2 separate regions of the Homo sapiens genome follow, and region 1 is linked to region 2. Evidence: chromatin loops called from intact Hi-C (ENCODE). Cell type or tissue: heart right ventricle. All regions are shown on one strand. Region 1 has its middle 57 kb from the start of LINC02642. Region 2 overlaps ITIH5 (inter-alpha-trypsin inhibitor heavy chain 5).

Evidence for each region. Hi-C counts contacts between places; a loop is a spot of excess contacts. Peaks named below come from ENCODE experiments on the same cell type or tissue, not always from the same donor. Only the 100,000 strongest peaks of a DNase experiment are listed, where the experiment ranks them.
Region 1: a loop joins it to region 2, with 1.9 times the contacts of the local background. A loop is called at or near these places in 10 of 110 quality-filtered maps.

What each region holds. Positions count from the first base shown.
Region 1 is chr10:7,528,538-7,531,037 of GRCh38, forward strand. No RefSeq gene overlaps it. Among named protein-coding and RNA genes, the nearest start is that of LINC02642, 57 kb to the left of the region's middle. In heart right ventricle, a CTCF peak has its summit at 1,276 (motif pointing right); a DNase peak (open chromatin) is centred at 1,307; H3K27me3 peaks cover 1,060 bases.
Region 2 is chr10:7,609,755-7,612,254 of GRCh38, forward strand. All of the region lies in intron 7 of ITIH5 (inter-alpha-trypsin inhibitor heavy chain 5), which reads right to left. Among named protein-coding and RNA genes, the nearest start is that of ITIH5, 56 kb to the right of the region's middle. In heart right ventricle, no CTCF peak of the experiment used is centred here; a DNase peak (open chromatin) is centred at 1,077; H3K27ac peaks cover 1,331 bases.

The DNA of each region.
Region 1 (2,500 bases), 81 kb before region 2:
TAAGGTCTGCAGACTTGTCCTGAATACGCCACTTTAAAAACAATACCGATTAATTAAGACTAGGTCCACTTAGCCCTTCTGCTTTTTGAAAAGGATCCTCCAAATAACAAATTTGTTGTGTTATGGATTGGTTTAGAGACAACAGGCTCACTTGATTACAATGCCACGCTTCAGATATTTTTACTGAAACCGATCAGGCCTCCGAGAGAGTCTCGGTAACAAGGAAGGCTCTGGAAATGCCCCCGGGGGGGTGAAATGGAGCTCCCTTCAAAGGTTTTGGTCTTGTGATTAATAACAGGAAGAAAAAGACTCTACAAAAGCACAGGCTCTAGGTTCCGAGCTTTCTCTTTTGCATCCCTGTCCGTGACTTTTCCCTCCTCAATAAATCTGAAAACGCTGCTGTGGGATTCTGATTTTTTCTTTTCCTTCTCTTCCAGCAAAACATCTTAAGGAACCAAAGGAAGAAAGACAACGTCCTTGGAGAATCTGGTTAGATTTTTATCACTTTCATTCAATATGTGGAATGGAAGAAGAAAGATTTTACCAGTTTCTAGGTTTTTTGTCCAATGATAACTTGTACTCATACTTTTTACTCCTGAATATTCCAAATATGACACACGGTGGAGGATAATTCTTCTTAGTTTATAAAATAGCCTTTAGCACAAAATAAATTGTTCTTTTTCCTGTTATACACCACACATGAAAGTCAAATGAGATAAATCTAATATGTACAAAAAGCATAAAACTATTCCAGAAATGCTTAATTTTCTTTAACTTTGGCTTATTTTTAAAACACCATTGGTTGAGGTACATAAATTTTGTCCAGATTTCTAGTTTATCCACTGTGCTGCTTAGTCTGAAGATGTTTCTAAAATTCTCTCTGTCTTAATTTTCTCATTTTGTGGACATAAATTGGCATTACTTATGATCAAAGTTACCATAAAAATCATAAAAATATAAATATTACAATTTAATATCTCCATTGAAGTCACTGGGGCAGACAAAAATCATAACATGTAGGTCAGCGGTCCCCAACTTTTTTGGCACCAGGGAGGGACCAGTTTCTTGGGAGACAATTTTTCCAGTGACCTGGGGGCATGGGGGAGGGGGAGGAGAGGGAAAGGGAGGAGGGTGGTAGGAGGTGGGGGGGATGGCTTCGGGATGAAACTGTTCCACCTCAAATCATCAGGCATTAGGTTCTCATAAGGAGCACGCAACTTAGATCCTTTACAATAGGTTCGGCACTCCTATGAGGATGCAGTGCCAATGCCGATCTGACAGGAGGGGGAGCTCAGGCGTAATTAATTGCTGGCTTGCCAGCTGCTCATCCTTGCTGGGCAGCCCAGTTCCTAACAGGCCCCGGAAATTGGGAACCCTGACATAGGTAACTATAATATATATTTTACAATTTTTTTTGAGACAGGGAGGGTCTCACTCTGTCACCCAGGCTGAACTGCAGTGGTGTCATCACGGCTCACTGCAACCCTGACCTCCTGGGCTCAAACAATCCTCCTGCCTCAGCCTCCTGAGTAGCTAAGACGATAGGCACATGCCACCATGGCTGGCTAATATTTCTTAATATTTTTATAGAGATGGGGTCTCACTGTGTTCCCAGGCTGGTCTCAAACTCCTGACCTCAAGCAATCCTCTGCTTCAGCCTCTCAAAGTGTTGGGATGACAGGCGTGAGCCGCTGTGCCAGGCTTATCTTTCTTATTTCTCAATGACTGCCCATGTGAATACCTAGAATCAAATGCATTTGCAGTTGTATGATATAGAATAGTAAGTGTAGACCAGAGACGTAAAATTATGGCATTGAAAGGAACCTATTTCTAAGGCTCTGTGAAACCCCCAAACAAGCAATATGAGGTCCTTCCATAGATTTCTCTGACATCTTGCTGTCGAATCTTTCAGTCCAGCACACGGACTCCATCTCTGAAACATGCCATTGCCCTTGTAAACAAAATTAATGGAATTTTCCATATAAATAAATATGTATAACATATTTAGCTTTCACTTATTGCTAGACAGCTGAAAATTGGCTCTAGGTAGCAATTAGTGCTGAATGAATCCGTAACTGATATTCCAGCCTTTGCCACCGTGGAAATTTTTAAGCAGGACAACCTGATGTCATGGTGATAAGATGTTTTTTCTTCAATCTTTATTTGACTAATAGTCTTTAATATTAAATGAAGATGTATTTGAGAAAAGAGCTTGATTCATTTTCACTGGATATGCTGCATTGCATTTTGTCTTTGATCTGTAAAAATGCATTGGTCAGTTTCCTTTAAAGCTACTGGGGAGAGGGTGGTTATCAGAAATGAGACCAGCTGGTGCAATCGCTTTTGATTGGACAAATATTGATGGGTACCTACCACTACATACCAGATACCATGCTGGGCATGGAACACATAAAAATTAATTAGTCCCTCCGTCTGCTTTTGGCTTTGTGAAAAATATAGACACCTGATTCTCCTGCTCTGTCGTAGGCTAGGCTCCGTC
Region 2 (2,500 bases):
CAGGTTTGAAGACCATTAAAGCATGGAAAACATCTGGTAAGTGATCCATTCGTCACTGCTTGGTTGCCAAAGAGGGTCCCTTAGCCAAGTTCTTTAATATGAATGTGAAAGTAGTAGATCTAATTCTATAGATCAGGGAAAGGAAAGACAAGAAAGTGGACACCATGGTCAAGGAAAAGCATATTCTTAATCCTCCCAAGGACTACATGTCTGTCTGCAAATGTCAATGCTTTAAGCATGCAACTAACAACAAAAAAAAGAAGCCTTCCCTGATTACATTTTTCTCCCCCCTCCCTTTCTTTTTTTTCTTTTTTCTTTTTTTTTTTTTTTTTTGGCTCTTCTCAGCTCCCATTCTCACCAAGAAGTTTTAGCTCAAACTGGGAGGTAGAAACCCTGCCTGACCCAACACCACAGCCATCTCTCAACAAACTCATCTGCAAAAGCACACGGGAGGGAAAACAGCAAAGCCACGTGCCAGCAAACCTCAGGCAGCTCTGTTGCTGTTCCCAAGCCAGGCAGGTCCTGGCTTCCAGGATCATGTTCCCACTGGGATTAGGACAAGAACCAGAAAATGCCAGAGGCACACAGCTTTGGGGGCTCCCCAGGTGCCAATATACCCCTTACCGAGAATATTTTTTTAAGGTTGAATGGTCTTTACAGCTTTTTCTAAATCAATAGTTCAAGTAATTATTAAATGCCAACTATGTGTCCTACATTGCAATAAATGCAGCAAGGTCTTTCAGGCCCGTCAAAGACGAGGGGAGCCAAGAACATTGGGAATAACAGTGAATGATTCTTAATAGAATCCATGTGGATGCATGACAAATGTCCCACATTGCCAAGCCTGTTGACACAATATGAAAAGCCCTTTGCTTGGGATAATTGTCCTCTTCACCAATAGACATAACATCATATACAAGACTCTTCAAAGAGCCAGCTAAGCTTTTCACTTAGTACTGTGGCCTTGGAGATGCTGAGAACTGCAAAAATAGTCCGCAGATTTCAAAACCACTCAAGGCAGCGAGGGGCTTTCAAAATTGCTCAGACATGTGTTTGGCTGGTCTAGGGTGGCTCTCCTGGAAAGAGGCCATGCTGAAGCTTCGAAGCCAGCAGAGTGCATGCCAGACTTTCAGTGGCTAGCAAGGAATGGAATTTTAATATCCAGGAATGAAGGAAGAGGGGAGAATAACAAATGATCTGACATCTGTTATTACATTGCTCTTGCATCATGCGAGGAAATCCCTGCCTTCTGCAATGCAGCCTTCTCAGTTGGGTCTTCAAATGTAAGACTGCCTTGACCTTGTATCCATTTGCACTTCTGCCAGCTGCATACATGTGTGCCTTCTTGCCGCAACCACACTCTTACTTGCACGGTACATGGCTTAGTTCTCAGACTTCAGACCTGGGAGTAAAGGCTGCCACCACCATTTATTAGCCAACTTATCTACCTTTGCAAAGCCTCAGTTTCTCCATCAGTAAAATGGGGATGACAACTAAATTATTTTAAAGATTAAAGATTCTTGCATTAAATCATTCACATAATACTCTTAGCTATTTTGGAAATGGCCCATGCCATATTTTTAAGAAGTGCCCGAATTATTTTATGATTAAAGGTACATTTAGGAGACCCTAATTTAGTTCATTAGTTTTTCTCTGGATAATTTGGGGCAGGGTTTATTTTTCTGAGGGTTATTTGGCAAGAAGATTCTTGATCATTCTCCCACAGGAAGTGGAAGACAACCCTGGGGCACTGGATTGGACTAGGTTTGAGGTTAAACCCTGAAGTGCTCTGGCACCTGAGATGCATTTCTTTAATTACTAATATGCTTGATGGTTTTTTCATAATTTTATCAAATCATCTTATTTCTTTCTAGTAGCTTGTTTTATATCCTTTGCTCATTTTCTTATATAGGATTAATTTTCATTAATCTGGAACAGTTCTTTACATATTAATGATACACTTACTTCTTTTTCCTGCATGCAATTTTCTAGTGTTTTGTTTACTTTTTTTTGTTTACAACAAAAATTTAAAATTTTTATGTAGCTAAAGTTACCGATTTTCCCCTTTGTAATTACTTTTAGGCTTAAAAGTGATTATACTGCTTTTAGGCTTAGAAAGTTTCTTCCCACTTGAAAATCAGTTAAATATCCACCTGCAATTTTTTTTTTTTTTTTTACATATTTTGGGGTGTGGTTCATTGATTACCTTAAGCCTCTTAACCCATTTGGAAATCTTAGCCTAGTAACAGTTTTAAATGTTATAAATTGGCACAGACTTTTTAGAAAATGTTTTTGGAATGTGTACCAAACCCACAAATGAATTGGTACTCTTTGCCCCAGTAATTCCAATTCTAAGAATCTAATTTAAGAAAATGACAGGGCATGCGTCAGGCATTTCTACATGAAGACAGTCATCCCGATGGGGTTTATTATCACAAAAAATGGAAATGGCTGAAAAGTCTCTAATGGGTGGTAGGGTGAATAAATGTTCTGCAGCTAC